Regions from separate parts of the Mus musculus genome. Here all the other regions are linked to region 2. The links are chromatin loops, found by intact Hi-C in ENCODE. Cell type or tissue: left cerebral cortex. All regions are shown on one strand. Links, peaks and the distances in the headings refer to the core of each region. The heading gives the core; the rest is flanking DNA.

Region 1 (5,500 bases), core at 871-4,870, 370 kb after region 2:
ATGGAGCTTGGCCAGGGTTAGACTTCAGTCACAACAGGAGGGATTTTACCATGCCGGTGCCATGCTGAGATCTGTGCTATGCAGGGCCTTCACTAGTGATCATCAAGACGCTAGAGAGCCACACTAAAGCTTCCTGCCCTTCACACAGACCCACCCCAGGATCCTGCAGGTTTGGACTAGGGTAGTTCCTATTGCACAGATGTAGAAACTGAGGCTCAAAGACAGGGGAGGATTCACCCAAGGTCACACCCCAGGCCTGTGCTAGACTCTCCTACTGGAGAGCCCACAAACTGCTCCAACATGGGGCTCTCCTTGGAGGATCCAGAGCGCTTGAGAGCACGTTGCAGAGAGAGCTTCAGGGATGCTTTGTGGGAAGAGACTATTTCTCAGACATATTTGGTTTTTTTGTTTGTTTGTTTTTGTTTTTTCCTGTGGTGCTGCCAGCCTTGGAACCCAGGGCCTTGAGGTAGGCAAGGGCTCCCGGCTCTTGTTTCTTGGACCTTTGTTCAAATGTGTGCTGTGTGTTCACAGCTGTGGAGAGCAGGGCCCAGGGGTCCAGGCCAGCATCACTCGGGTTGGGAATGAGCAGCCACAGACGCGGGGCGTGTGCCATCCTGTCCCACCTGCTCTGAATCTTAAGGACAGAGGTAACAGGGGAGGGGGACCGAGGGGGAAGCCGACTGTCTCAAGAGAGAGGGGGAGCAGGCATGTCTCAAGAGGGACAGCCAGATTTAGCAAACAAAACATAACCAAAAAAATGCAGGTTTAGCAAACCACATCACAGATGGAGCAGATCAAATTGCCCAGTGAAATGTGAATTCTGGGTGAATGGCAAATACATTTTTAGCATAAGTGTGCCCCAACCTTTGTCCTGGGCCCTATCTGGCAAGGCCTGTTTGCTGGGTGGAGCAGAAAAGATGCCCAGACAAGGTGACCTCCCCTGGACCTCAATGTTCCTGTGTGTCATGGAAACCCCCTCATCCAACACAGACAGGAGTGAGAAGCCCCTGGAGCCTTCAAAGGCTGCCTTAGACAGAGACAACAGAATGCTTCCCTGGGAGGTGACGACTATCCTACCATCCTATACTTCTCAGCTTGGCAGAGCTGAGGCAGGAGGATCAATTGGAGGTCATAGGATCTGGTAGAAGCATTTACTTATCATCCATCCATCCATCCATCCATCTATCCATTCATCCATCCATCTATCTATCCATCCATCCATCCATCCATCCATCCATCCATCCATCCATCCATGCATCCATCCATCCATCCATCCACCCACCCACCCACCCATTCATCTATCTATCCATCCATCCATCCATCCATCCATCCATCCATCCATCCATCCACTCACTCACTAGTGCCCACCCCCGCCTCCTGTTTACCTAGCATATTCTGGAGAATGAAAACATGGCACTGAGCAGAAATGGGCTCTTCTTGGCACTGACGGCCAGATGGCGTAGGGCATGGGGCTCCTCCAAGAATCCCTCAAGATCCTTGAGTGCTTGAATAACTGGTCTGCTGGTACTTGAATTGGTCTAGGGTGGGAGGCAGAGACAGAAGTACTCTCTCCCTTAGAAGGTGTTCTATTTCTACATTTATTAATTTATGTGTGTGCCTGCCTTTGTGTGGTGGTATTGCAGTGTGCATGTTGAAGGTCAGAGGCTAACTTGCTGGAGTCAGTTCTCTCCTCCCCACAGGCTGCTTCTACTCAGGTGTTCAAGATTCTTGGCAAACATCTTTACCTGCAGAGCCATCTCCCAGGCCCCAGCACCGCCTTCTTCTAACTAGGAGTAATGACAGCACCATTGGCTGAGGGTTCATAAAGACAGGCGATTACAGTATAATTTGCCTTTGTTGGTGCCTGCCTGTTTTCTTCCCTTCCCCTTTCTTCTGGCAGCATTGCTGTGCAGCCCAGGCTCCTTACGAACTCACAGTCCTCTTACCTCAGCCTCCAAGTGCTGTGAAGACAGACAAGGGCTACCCGACAACACCTCATTCCATCTTCGCTCATTCTGGGCACCTCCCTCTGCTGAGGTTTGGTCTGTTGCCATTCATTGTAATGCTAAATACTGGCCCCCAAAATCTGGTTGTCTCAGGGACAAGGAGATCCTCACGAGCACCAAGTGATGCTATGTGACCTTGCCCTTAATTTAAAACTATTGGTTGAATAGAGATGCCCACAACCTATAGCTGGGCAGAAGACAGGTAGGCAGAGTTTCGGTTCCTGGGCTTGGGGTCTGAGGAGAGAGGGAGAAGGTCAAGAGAGAACACACCATGGGATAAGGGATCGTGAGAACTGGCCATAAGGTCTGGCCAGTTGGAGTGAGAGCGGGGAACATGGCAAGCCATATTTCTGGGTTATTGACAGGGAAGTAGATATTTCCTAGTAGCTTAGAGGGTAGACATTTACCCAGCTCTAGTGCTGATTAAGGCTTAACAAAATATAAAAGTTTTGTGTCTTTTATCTGGGAACTGAATGGTCCAAGGCAGGGTAGAAACCTCCGACTGAGATTAAATAATTTCTACAACAATCCTCTGCTCATGGGGATAGCGTTCCGGCCCCTCTTTAAGGGTCTTCAGGCAAGAGTGCCTCTCTGCCCAGCACTCCCTTTTCAGGTAGCTCTGCATCTGAATGTGTTAGATACTGGAAGGCATGAACCACTGGTTAAAAAGCCCCATCTTTACCAATGGGGCATCTGAGCCAGCCAAGGCCTGTGCCTGGTTTCAGGTCTGAATGGACCTTGCGTCCTATGTCCCATGGATGCCAGCCCTCGGAGTTTGCTGAAGGCAGTCTCTGAGTCACAATCATACCTGTCTCATCCGTGAAGACTCACGTGAAGACTCACTAAGTCCCCCTCTCTGCGGAGCCTGGACAGCAGCACACCATGCCGTCTGCTGCCTTCTCTGCAGGACAATGCTGCCACCTAGTGGCCACACTCACCGCTGCCTTCTGGAATCCAGACCGGACCCAGATGCCAGCTCCAGGGGAGGTCCCAACACAAACCTCCCACACAGCCCCCCCCCCCCCCCCCGCTGAAAGGCTGCCCACGCCGCTCGTTGTACAGCTTAGTGATGGTGCCTATCCTGACCTCATGGTGTTGTTTGACCACGGGCAAATGCTATTAATGAACTACAATCCAGAAATGGAGAGCACACCTGTGAGGGATTTTGGGGGAAGGGGGTTGGTTTGAAGTGGGTGGAGCCTCTTTTAGTGCAGACCTTTGAGGTAGGAAGACACAGGCCTTTAATCTGGACCTTGGGGCAGGCAGACACGCCTTCTTCTGCTGGAAGTCTATGTAAGACATAGAAAAGGGAAGCTCCTGCGCTTTTGCCCTGCCAGCACGTCCATTCCATCCCTGGCCCTAGAGCCTGCTTATTCAAGGTTTCAGCATCTACTAAGGATCAGCTGAGACATCCAGCCTTGTGGATTGAGCAACTTCTGGATCCTTAGAGTTTCCGTTCACAGCCATTGTTAGACTAGCCAGAGTCCTTGAGAAACCAGAGACATTTACATTATAATTCATAACCTTAGCAAAAATACAGTTATGAAGTAGCAATGAAAATAACTTTACAGTTGGGGGTCACCACAACCTGAGGAATTTTATTAAAAGGTTGCAGCATCAGGAAGGCTGAGAACCATTGCTCTAGAGTGCCCTAAATGCAGGCACCAAACTGATAGCTCATACTAACTAGCATAGCAGCAGTGTTCTGTAATTCTGTCTGTCTGTCTGCCTGCCTGCCTGTCTGTCTGTCTTTCAGACAAGCTCTCACTAAGTAGCTCTGGCTGTCCTGAAACTCACAGTATAGACCAGGCTGGCCTTGAACTCATAGAGGTCACTTGCTTCTGCCTCTTAAGTGCTGGGATTGAAGGCGTTCACATCACACCTGCCGGGATTCCTGTTTCTACAGGCAAGTCTCTCTGCAAGCACTTGTCCCTTCCTGCTTCTCTCTCTCTCTCTCTCTCTCTCTCTCTTCTCTGTTTCCCTCTCTCAGTATTGAGGATGGAACCCAGAACCCTGGGCCAGCTAAGCAAGAGATCTGCTACTGGCCTATAGCTAGCTCCTTTTAATTACATTTATTTATTTATTTATTTATTTATTTATTTATTTATTTATTTATTATGTGTGTGTGTATGCGTGCGTGTGTGCACACATGCATGTATGCTCATCTATGCATCTGTGTGTATGCCGCATACATTCCCAGAGATCAACAACTTTCAGAAGTTGGTTCTTGTCTTCTGCCATGTAGGTCCTGGGTATCAAATTCAGGTCTTCTGGCTTGGTAGTAAACACCTCTACTTACTGCACTATCTTGCCAGCTCAAACTTTTAATTAATTCTTTTCGAGTCAAGGTCTTACTATGTATCCCAGAGTAGCCCCTATCTTGTGATTCTCCTGCCTCAGCCTCTTGAGAGCTGGGATCACAGGCTCTGTACCATTTTATTCAGCTTGGTTTACTTTTTGCTCGGATATGGCTTTTTAACACTGCCACAGGATTGGTGGCAAGTACCTTTACCCGTAGAGCCATCATGCCAGAATGACAAATGCATTTTAACTGTCAATTTGACAAAATTTAGAATCACTTGGGAAGAGGGTCTCCATTGTAAATGATCTGGCTCGGGTCGGCCTGTGAGCATGTGTTGATGGGATTCCCGTTACTGTAACAAAACACCTGAGGCAATCAACTTACAAACAGGAAAGTTTTATACTGGTTTGTAGTGTTGGAGGTCCTCACCCATGACTGACTGGCCACATGGCTCTGGACCTATGGGGAGGCTGTCAACTTCCTGCAAGTTTATGGAAGAACAAAGCTATCTACCTCACAGTCAGGAAGCAAGAGAGAAGAAGAGAGGGGGTTCCATAGTCCTCCTCTGGAACCTGTCCTCATCACAAAAAATAATAAGAAACAGACAATAGAAATACCAGGAAATATAAATAAATAGCTTAGTTTGCTTAGCCAAAGGACAAAAATTCAGGTTGGATCAGGAAGACAAATCCTGCTGATTGTGAAGCAAGTCAACGTTTTCTCTTTATATTGATTGTCTTGAATACTTCGTTATAGTCATGGAAAGATAGACCTCACAGAGCTCAGAAGTAAGACAAAGAGAGGAAATTTGTAATGTAAAGACATGTGACCAATGTAAATATAGGAGCCATGAACGTCTATATATTAAATCATATAGCAGATGCAGGCCCAAGGGGCAGCTGTGTGGGATTTGGGAGACACACTTTAACCAGTTTTTCTTGTTCTTTAATAGGCAAGGGATGTAGAAAATATCCTCACATGGTCAGTAATTCTCACCTGCTGTTCAGGTGATACCACCCCACTCCTGGTATTAGTTTCAGTATTGCTGAAGACACTGTTAACTCTTGCAAGGGAAAGCAGCTAGCTACACCATACTGACTTGACAGACAGAGAAGGTGAACGGTCACATGCAGACAGCTTGTCTGCTTTATGAACCAAACTGAAAAGGATGAAGAGATGCTGGCCCCATCAG
Region 2 (5,500 bases), core at 741-4,740:
AGCACTGAGCACGCTCTGCCTAAGATGGTGTCTCTGGGTCTGCCCTGCTGTCTGAGCTGCCGTAGTCTCCTTGCTCACCTCTGTTTCCTACTTTATGGCTCCTTAGTCCTCCTGACTGTGTCTTCCCAGCCTGGCTGTTGAGGCAGCTCACTGTTTCCCTCAGAGTTAGTCTTGAGCAAGAGCACAGAGCTCACCTGTGTCCTCAGCCAAGGTCTGTGCTCATCACAGATGGCAGAAATGACGACAGAAGTCAAAGCCAGTGAGAAGAGGTAGCCAGGGCGAAGGACTCACCCACCCCAGGCCTCGCCCCGCACAGGCCCTAGGCATAGAGTCTCTAGCCTCTTTTGTGAGGCTAGGCTTGCGCTTTTTTTTTAAAAATAAATCATTCCATTCGTTTACATCTCAAATGATATCCCACTTCCCAGTTACCCATCTACATCCACCCTCTCCCCACTCCCCTTTGCCTCTATGAGGGTGCTCACCCATCACTCACCCTCTCCTGCCCCACTGCTCCAGCATCCCTGTACCCTGGGGCATCAAACCTCCACAGGACCAAGGGCCTCCCTTCCCATTGCTATCAGGTAAGGCCATCCTCTGCTACATATGTATCTGGAGTCATGAAGGCCAGACTTTTAAACCTTAATTCAGACCTTTAAACTACCAGAGCACTGGGTATGCTCTATTCAGACTCAAGAACAAAACACTTTCCAGAGCCAAGAGAGACAGCCTGGCTGCATTTGTTCCTGCAGATGCTCTGAGGGATGACGTGTTCGGATGCTCAAGTTTAACTTGAGGCTTTAGTATTTGCTCTGCACTAGTGATGAGGTCAGGTGCCGGGCCAAGGACTTGATGTAGAGAGTGCACTGGGTCCTTCCACTAGGAAGGCCATCCTCAGTTAGTCCCCATGGCAGGCAGGGAGGGATCCCTGTTGTCTCTTTCTGAAAGCTGAAGCAATGGAGCCCTGAGCTCTGGCAGCTTGCTTAGGAAGCCTGTGGTGGGATCGAAGCCCAGAAGAATCAGAGGCCTCTGTCCTGCTCTGACCTTCAGCCCATAAGACCATCAGCATTTGCCTTTCTTTGACCAGTTTAAAATGACAAAGGCTGAGGATGAGGCTCTGAGTTCTGATCCCCAGAAAAGCCAGGTGCAGGTGTAACTCTAGCGCTGGGAAACTGCCTCTAGTAGGATCCCAGGCTGAGCTTGCTGGCCAACCAGTCTAGCCAGCCGGTGAGCTTTAGGTTCAGTGAGAGAACCAATCTTAGAAAAGAAGGCGAGGGCCATGGAGAAAGACCATGTTCACACACACGCACATCACCACTCTGGGGTAGGGGAGTGTGGCTCAGCTGGAAGAGTGCTTGCTTGCTTGGGATGCATGGAACACTGAGTTCTGTCCCTCCAGCACCATATATACCAGGCATAGTAGCACAGAAGTTCAAAGGAGGTTGTCAGCTACATAGTGAGTTTGAGGCCAGTCTGGGATCAGGAACAAGACAAGAAAGAAAAACTTGGGAGTTGCAGTATTTTATAGCCCCTTGAGTGACCCCTGGACAGGTGGAAATCCTCCACTCCAGGGAATTTAAAATGGTATCTGCCACACTGTCCTAGCAGCACCCACTTCTCAAGCAGAGTATTAGTCACACAGTGGTCACCTCCCCTCCATTGCTGGAATCCCATCAGAGCATGCTGGCACAGTATATCCTATTCGTGAACCAGGCTTCTGTGACTCGGTGGGGCTGGGGGCCCTGTGCTACTCCCACTCACACTGTCTTTGCTTTCCAGGTCTTCTATCAGAAATCACCGATCCAGAGAGCTTCCTAAAGGACCTGTTGAACTCAGTCCCCTGACCATCCCCATGGAAATGAGATTGAAGCTAGCTTGCATTCTCCCCTCATTCATCTCTCCGTGTGCACTCATTTCCCCCACGGATGCTGCATTAGCACCCCCTCCTCCCTCAGTTTTCTCGGAGTGGTTTGGGGTCTGTAGGCTTCCTGTTCTATCACGTGTGTGTGTGTGCTGCGCAGGCTATGAAGTTGTCTGTAGCTCAAGCCATTGAAGGACCTATACGTACCTAGGAGCTGTGAGCTGTCCCGGCCAGCTTGAGTGTGTACATCTTGAAATAAATGAATGACTTAGTACACATTGGAAAGGGGTCTAGCTGCTGCTTGCCCAGTGCTTTCCAGTGAACTCACAGCCTTGCAGTGACACACCAGGAAGACTGCTGGAGTTGAATTGTGTTCTCTGGGGTCTGATGGTTTTTTTGTCCCTAGCCAAAAGAGGGCTCAGCAGAGCAGGCCCTGGTCAGCATCTACTTCAAAGGCCTTGAAAGCATTTGACAGTCTCCTGCTGGCTGCCAGGCAGAGAGGAGAGACTTCAGGGAAGGGTGAGAATAGTGAGAATAGCTGTGTCCACTGCTAGGGCTCTTCTGCCCACCGCCCTAGGAAGAGCCTGTGCATTGTTCTGCACCCCAAGTCGCCTGCTGAGACCTCAGTTGACAGGTGAGGCGCCTCTGAACTTAGTATCTGGACCTCTGAGACCTGCCCCCACCTCCTGGCTCCTGAGAGCCTTTCTCAGACTTCAGCAAAAGGCTGACCCAGTCACAGCCTGTCGGGAGGAAGAGCTGGCTAACTCCCATCAACCAAAGGCTTTGGTGACATCAGCCCCTCTGAATGTCTGGTTCACAAGGTTGCTCCCTGGACCAGACCATCTGGGCCTGTGATGCCTCTGGTCTCCTTTGGATGACTTCCACAACCAAGGCACCATGTTGCTTCCCCAGAGCCTTTGCAGCCAAAAGGCAAGAGTATTGTGCTTAGCTCTAACAGAGAGACAAAGGCAGTTTGTTTGGGTGCTGTCCCAAAGCCCTGGCAGGCCAGAGCACAAGCAACTGGGGGTTGAGTTAGCCCTGGAACTGCCAGGCAGGCTTCCCTTCCTGATGCAGCCTGGGGCCAGCCTGCCCTGGAGGAAAGACATAGCATCTCCTTGGAAGAGGGCTGCTTTCCCAGCTGCTTAGATTCTGCAGCTTTTTCTCATATAACTTGGGTTCAGCAAGTAAGGTGGGGACCTTGGCATTGTTCTTTTGGATCCCCCTACACATACTTGTCTGTCCTGCTGGACTCCAGAGAGGTAGTTTAGACATTGAGGGAGGGTCAGCCACTGTCCTGTCACTTAGTAAACTGGAGCAACTTCATGTGGGGCCGGGGCTGCCAGTGCAAGGGGACCACTGTAGGCCAAGGCATGTTTATGATCATCCATTACTAATGCGGCCCCATCAGAAGGCTGACCAAAGCCCCCAGAGCACGAGTCTCTCCGGACAAGAACCTGCTAGAGCCGAGCTTTTGGTTTTGAGTGAGCTTACAAAGTAGCAATAGCAGATAAAACATCATCAAACCAGGCACTCACAGTGTCCCACGGAGACAAAACACAACTCAGGGCTGGCTCCTGGCCATTCAGCTGCAGCTGCCTGGGGAAGCAACACCCAGTCAGCCGAGACGCCAGGCAGCACAGAGCGCTCTCACAGCTGACTATCTGGCTCTTCCTCTTCCTGGGCATTTTTAACATGGGCTCAGCAGTGATGACCTCTGTCGGAAGTAGTTTCCCTTCTTGAAGTTCTCAAAAGACTTTTAACACCCTCTGCTGCTTGCTGTGTGCCGTCTGGAGCCAGCCTGCCCCAGGACAGGGCCTTCTGCAGGACAGCTGACAGACATGCTTGTGTGTCTACAGTGGAGCCACCACCCTCTGCTCTGTTCAACTTGAGTAGCACTCCATCCCTTACCAATAAGAGTACACAAGACAAGTCCTCCAAGGATCTTGGGCCGAGCCCACGTTTGTCTTGATTCCCTTGTCAAGCCCAAGAGCACTTGCCAGTGCTTCTGCACCGTCCCAGAAAAGCTGCTAACACTGTAGCCCTGCAGGTCCGTGCTGCATCCTAGGGCTGGGCCTTGGCTGTGTCTGAATGGTAATGGAAAACAGGCTGGGCAGTGGACGTCGCCCCATACCTGCAACCCCTAGGCAGGAGCACTGGAGGACGTCAGACGAGCCAAGCTCTCCTTTCTGGAGCCACTCTGCTCAGCCACAGGACCCAAGGGATTGAGGCCAGCTGTTAGGCCTAGTGAGGTCTGAAGTCAGTCCACAGAAAGGCCATTCCTTTTAAACACTACTCAAGCCACTGGTACCGTCATCCTCATGTCCTTCCTGGCCTCCAGCTCTCCAAGTATAGGACCCAATTTGGGAGGAGGAGGAGGCTGTGTGTCCACATCCCACTAGGGTCAGGGGCTGGGCCAGACTCTGCCTTCATTCTGTCTGACATCAGCATTGAGATGGATGGTGGTGGTGATGCCTCTCAGAGGGAGACAGCCCCCTTATCACGCACAGCCTTGGAGGGCCCCCACTACTGTTCAGCTACTGGACCTTTCCCATCTCAAATGGCCCCTCCCACTGCCTGATCGCAGGGTCCCAGGACACTAATTCTTTAAAGTTGGAGGCATCCCATAGGAGCCTCCCTGGAGACATATCAGGGAAGGGAAGAGCGAAGACCCAGTTTTGTTTGGTGTCTGAACCCTCCCCTCCCCCGTGAGACAGTGAGGGTACAGGTGGGTCTGGGTCACCTGAGACCTTGAGGCTGGTAGTGTTTCCCAAGGGTAATGGTTTCCTCCATGGGGCCCTGTAGGGTAGGGCTCCTGCCCTATTTATGTGAGGATCTCTTCCACCTCATTGTGATATTTTGACAGGCACTGTCACTGCAGCAACACAGGCTGTAAAGGAGATATGAACAGCCAAAGTAGGGGCCTTAGGAACCAGGTCAGCCACAATCTCAGAATGGACAAAAGTACCACTCATGTGCATGTGTGCATGCTCGGCCAGCAGAGCTCGGTCACCTTAGCAGTTGCTCTCTTTCCTTTCATTCTGCTGGCCTGTTTCCTGTCTCAGGTGGGGTACCTCCCTTCCCTGACCAGTGTTTGGCTGCCACTCATCCTCTGGCCTCCCCAACAAGCCCAGAGAGCCAGGATTAGGAGCCAGGCATGTGCAGACAGAGCCACCTCTGCTGCTCAGCCTGATGACACTACACTCCAGGCTCCTTGGGCCAGCCCAGAAGTTCCCTGTACCAACAGCTTGTGTCCTTTGCTTAGACACTTTTTCTAGGGCTGGAGTTAGTAGACAGAGGGGGAAGGGACTAAGTACCCACCCCCTTATCACAGGGCACACAGGGCTAGTGCAGCACTTAGGACTGTCCCTGAGAACGGCAGGGAGGTAGGGCTGCAGAAGTGAGCCAGTGTGCTCCTGTCAATCAACTGACATGTGTCGCCTAATGTCCTTGGTTCAACTCTTGTATTATGCTGGGCTCCCAGGCCCAGTGCACATTACTCACACCCTCCCGTGAGCCCAAGGGGCTGTGGGAGACCCTGACTTCTTGGAGCAGAGGGATGGGGCAGTCTCCTGGAGAGGGGGCAGCTGAGATCCCAGGACATTGGGGAGTCAAGGAAACATCCATGGGGAAGCAGCCCCCACC
Region 3 (5,500 bases), core at 871-4,870, 84 kb after region 2:
TCCCCGTTTGCTTAAGCCAAGCAACCCCAACCCAAGTGCAGAATGACGGTAACACAGGCAGCCATCCCTGTCAGGATGACCAGGAACTGTGGCTTCGGAAGCATCTAGCTCTATATGGACTGCAGCGTGGGGCAGTTGATCTCGGGTTTGGGCACTGAATGTCTTCATCAGGAAAACCCCCACATTCTAGGCAAACTAGAAAGCTGTGGGTCCCCTGCCTGGTGGGCTGTTAGGCACAAAGAGCGGGAGACATGTGGCTCATTACCCGTCATCCCAGCTCTGTAGTTTGTAGACATTGGGATGGCCGTGTTGGAGCCCTTCAATCTCAAATACTATTTCTTTCTTTCTTTTTTTTTTTTGATTTATTTATTTATTATATGTAAGTACACTGTAGCTGTCTTCAGACACTCCAGAAGAGGGCATCAGATTTCGTTATGGATGGGTGTGAGCCACCATGTGATTGCTGGGATTTGAACTTGGGACCTTCGGAACAGCAGTCGGTGCTCTTAACCACTGAGCCATCTCACCAGCCCTCAAATACTATTTCTGTGGTCTTCTTCAGATCCAGTCTCTACTGAGCAATCTCCTCCTTCACACTCAGGACCACCCCTTCGGCACCCTCCTCAGCTTCTGCTCTAGGACTGTCCAAGCAGGAGTCCAGGGTCATGGGATGTCCCTGCCCAGGAGGGCTTCAGATCCCATTAGGGCAACTTGGCAGGGCAGAGCTTTTCTGGAAAAGCCTGTACAGAGCTAATTTGGGGGTGTGGCTCCTTAACCCCTTCTGTGCCAGGGGCTTCTCAGACATCTGGTGAATACCATAGCCCATGCTTAGAATGATTTATGGGACTGCAGCATGAGGGCTGCCCATGATGGTGCATGTCTCTAATTCCAGCATTTCAGATGCAGAACAGAACGATCTCTGGGAGTTCAAGGCTAGCCTGGTCTATATCTAGAGTTCCAGGACAGCTAGGTCTACATAGAAAGACCCTGCTGTGTCAACAAACAAACAAAAGGATGCATTTTGATGTAGCTGTTGGGAGAGTGCTTGCCTAGCCTGCACAGGACATTGACTCATAAGCAATGCCTGAGATCCTATGCTTGTAATCTCAGCATTTGGGAGATGAGGCTGGAAGATCACAAGTTCAAGGCTAGCCTGGGCTACATGATACCCTGTCTTGAAAATGAACAAACAAAAAGTATATCTTTTTTTTTGCATTCAGACAAAATTCATGCAACGAAAACAGTTTAAAATGCAAGTCATCAAAGTATTCAAAAAGCAAGTTTGCAGCATCATGATACATACATTTCCTTATTAGCACATTAAATAATGGGGCTTGGGAGATGGTTCCGTGGGTAAAGCCCTTGATGCTGAGCCCTTGATGAGGTCCTGAGTTCAGATCCCCAGGACCCATATAAGACTGAATTCCGTGGCAAGCATCTGTAGTTCAAGTGTTCCTATAACAAGATAGGAGGAGACAGGAGAATTGCCAGAACCTCCAGGGCCAGCTTGCCTGGCATACAGAGTATCTAACAAGAGGTCCTGCCTCAAGTAAGGTGGAAGGTGAGGACTGAGGTTATGGCATGTGTGTGCTTGCACAGCACACACAGACACACACACACACACACAAGCAAGCACTTAGAAAAAAAGACTAAGGGCTGAGAGTACGGCTTAAGTAGTAGGGGACTTGCTTAGCAATTGAGATATCCTGAGTTCCATTCCAAACACTAACATCAAGCAAACAGATATAGCAGTAAGCCCTATATGACTTTCTGAATGTTGATAGCTTAGGTCTCAGGAGAGTTACAGCAACTCTCGTGATATGGGAATATCTAGGGGTGACAGAATCGCAAAGACTTCTTTCAGAATCAAAGGACATATTGATGAGCATTCAAAGACCAGCGACCATAAGGGTGGAAAGTGGGTCTACCCCAGTGTCTCAGCCCTCTCAGAATTCTATTCTCAGTCCAGGCAGGATCCCAAGAGCCACAACTTTAAGGCAAAGGGTTCTTGGTTCTTTAGGGTGGATAATGACAGCATCAAAGACTCCGTGATCTAAAAGTTAAGAGAGTGACCAGGTAGGCTTGGGTTCCGGGGAGAAAGATCACCAGAAGGGAATGCCGGAGCGCAGAGCTAAGTCCATTTGGCAGGGAGCGAGGGAAGGCAACAAGACCAAACCTGAAACACAGCAGTAACCTCACAACACAGCACCACCCCAGAGCACCACACTCTTTCTCGTCTGTCACAAAGAGCACCAAGGCTTTGTCCTGTGAGACAGGGTACCTGCCTGCAAGCTTACGCACAAGCAGACAAGACGGACACATAAGCTAGTAACAAGACAATGGCGGTGAGAGGGGAAAAAAAGATGTGGCCGGAAGAATCTAAAACATACCACATATCTGGTTAAGAGCTGACGGTGTAAGCCACAGGCATTCAAGGTGGGGTCCTTCCCTTAGGAAGTTTGTGGTGAGGACCAAAGGCCAGCAGCTCGGAAGGCTGGGTAGAGTGTGTTTTGAGGTGGTGGTAAAGCTCAGGTCTCAGCGACCTTCTCTGTAAAATGAGGATAATACTTAAATAGGTGCCTGCTGTGAGCTAATGCTTGCAGTGGGTACAGGAGACACTTGGAGATCGCAGGGAATACTGGTTTTTAGGGTGGTAGGTGTGAAGGATAGATGGCTGAAAGGACGGAAGATGGATGGGTCCAAATAAGTGTCCTCCAAATAGGTGGTACTCCATATTGCAGCAAGGCATTCGGGAGAATTGATGGATAGACAGACCCTCTGCTCTCAGGGCTCAGCTACAGCGCCGACTGTGACAATGTGGTGATAGGTGACAGGAGATGGTTAGTCAGGGTTGTGAGGACAAGCATGTTGGGAGGCTCATTGCTTTCTCTTCCCCAGCTTGTCTCACATCCCCGCTTCTGGGTTTGCCGTGGACTAGCAGGCTCAAAGGCTGCGAGAAGCCCTGATCCTGCCTGGTAGGGGACAGGAAGGCGACCAAGGCCTCCGGAGGCTGGAGTAGGGGAGCTGGTTTTCATGCATCTTCGCACACTATGGTTGCCAGACCTTTGCAGGCCACAGTCACCCGCATGCCTGAGAATCTGGGGCAGGGAAATTTGGGACACGGAGGAAGGGCAAGCAGGTAGTCAAGCCCGCCTGGCACACTTGGTAGTGGAGGTCTCCACAGGCTGTCCACCTTTTCAAGAGGCTGCGGTGCCCGGCTCTGCCGCGTTCCCGGGTACAGTTTCGCATTCAGACTGCGTTAGATTATCTGAACCCCGCTAGGCCTGCAGCGCCGCACGCAGGCGAGGGTTTTCTGGGCCGTTGCTGGGCGGAGCTTGAGCTGTAGTCGAAAGGCTCCTCGCAGACGAGTGGCGCAGCTTGTGGGTGGGCGGAGCCCAAGGGCCGATAGGCGTGGCCGGGGCTGGAGACCTAGGAGCCGAGTCTCAGCGGGTGAAATCGCTGCAATGGGTTGAGGGGCGTGGCCTATGTCCGCAGAGGGCGGTCCAGGCTAGGGAGGAAGGCCTTCGCCTATAGAGGGCGGGCCGGGAAGGGCAGAGAGCAGCTAGGCAGGGGGTGTGGTCTGTGTCTGCAGAGGGCGGGCCCTGGAGGCGTGGTCTGTGCCTGCAGAGGGCGGGGCTCGCCGCAGAGGGGGCAGCGCCGGCTGAGAGTCCTCTGCGAGCCGCTGCTGCGGCCGGTCCACAGCAGCTCTGACAGTCGCGGCGCAGGCACCGGACCCCTCACCAGCCCCACGCAGCCACCGCGACCTCCAGCTCGTCCCACCATCTCTCCCGACGCAGCGGAGCCGCATCTGGCACCTAACACCACCCCGGCCGCTCTGGAGCCCGCGCCCGCCCTGGCCCGGCCGCGCCGGGAGCCCGGCCCCGAGCTGGAGCCGCATCTGGAGCCACGGGCCCGGGGCCCTGAGCCACGCAGCCGGCGCATGGTTAACTCGCTGCTGTTCGGAGAGATGGCCTTGGCCTTCGGCTGCCCGCCGGGGGGCGGCGGCTGCGCAGGCGGCGGCGGGGGTGGCGGGGCCGGGCCGGGGCCCTCGCCCGTAACGGCGGCGCTGCGGGACGATCTGGGTTCCAACATCCACCTCCTCAAGGGGCTCAACGTGCGTTTCCGCTGCTTCTTGGCCAAGGTGCACGAGCTGGAGCGGCGCAACCGGCTCCTGGAGAAACAGCTGGAGCAGCAGCAGAGCGAGCGCGATCGGCGGCTGCGCTACAAGACCTTCTCCCGCGAGCAGGCCGTGCAGACCGGGCCCGAGCTGCTGCGGCCGTCGGCTGCGGGAAGCGGGCAGGCCCTCGGCGCGGCCACCGGCGTCAACGCCAACGCGGTGGCCCTGGGCGGCCTGCCCCCCGGCGGCGGCTCGCACCCGCAGCACTACGGTCGCCTGCCCGGGACCATCTGGAGCTACACGCAGGTGCGGCGCACGGGAGGCGGTGGCGTGGAGACTGTGCAGGGCCCCGGCGTGTCGTGGGTACACCCGGACGGCGTAGGCGTGCAGATCGACACCATCACGCCAGAGATCCGCGCTCTCTACAACGTGCTGGCCAAGGTGAAGCGCGAGCGTGACGAGTACAAACGGAGGTGAGTGGACGCGCCCCTCCTCCGCCGCTCTCAGAACCGGCAGCAGGGCCTGGCATATGGGCTGCGAACTGCGGGAGGACTAGGTCATCTAAATCCGCGAACGAGCGCAGGGAGCGCGGGATACCTGGGCGCCGACCCCTGGGGCCAGGCACATTGTTTCCCAGGGACGTAATAACCAGCGGATTTGTGGTGATCTCATTCTGTCCACATGACAGTGCGGTGTGAGGCAGCCTTGTCCCCATACTGCAGATGAGGAAACTGAGGTGAAGAGGTACCAAGTGTCTTGCTCAAGGCAGCTTGGCTAATCCGCGGTGAAAGTCAAGACTTGATCCTTTGATGGAAGTCATGGCTGGTGTGTCTCCTAGCCTAGGTATTCCCCGAGATGTTGGTGGTAGATTCCCTTTCCCATAGCAGGTGTAAAGAAAACAGTCTCAACTAGCTCATTGTCATTTTTTTTTTGTCCTTGAATTTAATGAGCTCACGTGTGAAGATGGATGGCTCTGTCCCTAGGGCCCCGGGGTCGCCTATCTTGTTCCAGGTCTTTAAGGCCAAGATCTCTGGCTTGCAGAATCAAAACCAGACACTGGCCTTTCAGAAATTCATCATCTTCTTCATACTCTCCCAAATCTCATGGTTTATTGGCTAGGTCCCATGAATTCAGCCTAAGGAATCACCCCCCCCCCCAGGGAAGAGATACTCACGGGTTAGAATAATGAGTGGACCCAGATCATGGGGTCCCGCTGGAGGTCAGGAGCCGACTGCCTGCAAGATGGCCAGTGTATTCCTTGCAGTTCAGATTTCCTGGCTGCAATACTGACATGCTTTCTGCCCGCAGCCTGCTTGACAGTAGTGTCTACTCAGCTTTCTGACTCGAGGAGGGGAAGGGTCTGTGCGTAGGTCTCAGGTCTGT

Evidence for each region. Peaks named below come from ENCODE experiments on the same cell type or tissue, not always from the same donor. Only the 100,000 strongest peaks of a DNase experiment are listed, where the experiment ranks them.
Region 1: a loop joins it to region 2, with 4 times the contacts of the local background. A loop is called at or near these places in 5 of 42 quality-filtered maps.
Region 3: it touches region 2 in a loop (2.2-fold over the local background); 9 of 42 quality-filtered maps call a loop at or near these places.

What each region holds. Positions count from the first base shown.
Region 1 is chr4:139,855,931-139,861,430 of GRCm38, forward strand. No RefSeq gene overlaps it. Among named protein-coding and RNA genes, the nearest start is that of Gm46873, 25 kb to the left of the region's middle. In left cerebral cortex, for the core only: a CTCF peak has its summit at 2,919 (motif pointing left); a DNase peak (open chromatin) is centred at 2,913.
Region 2 is chr4:139,487,391-139,492,890 of GRCm38, forward strand. It overlaps Ubr4 (ubiquitin protein ligase E3 component n-recognin 4), which reads left to right. Exons shown (of 106, transcript NM_001160319.1): 106 at 1,777-2,143. The coding sequence ends at 1,841. Among named protein-coding and RNA genes, the nearest start is that of n-TVaac1, 60 kb to the left of the region's middle. In left cerebral cortex, for the core only: no CTCF peak of the experiment used is centred there; DNase peaks (open chromatin) are centred at 744, 2,812 and 3,465; H3K27ac peaks cover 728 bases.
Region 3 is chr4:139,571,008-139,576,507 of GRCm38, forward strand. Iffo2 (intermediate filament family orphan 2) reads left to right here and starts at 3,713. Exons shown (of 9, transcript NM_001205173.1): 1 at 3,713-4,590. The coding sequence starts at 3,941. In left cerebral cortex, for the core only: CTCF peaks have their summits at 3,311, 3,519 and 4,359; DNase peaks (open chromatin) are centred at 3,480, 4,449 and 4,790; H3K4me3 peaks cover 1,995 bases; H3K27ac peaks cover 1,823 bases.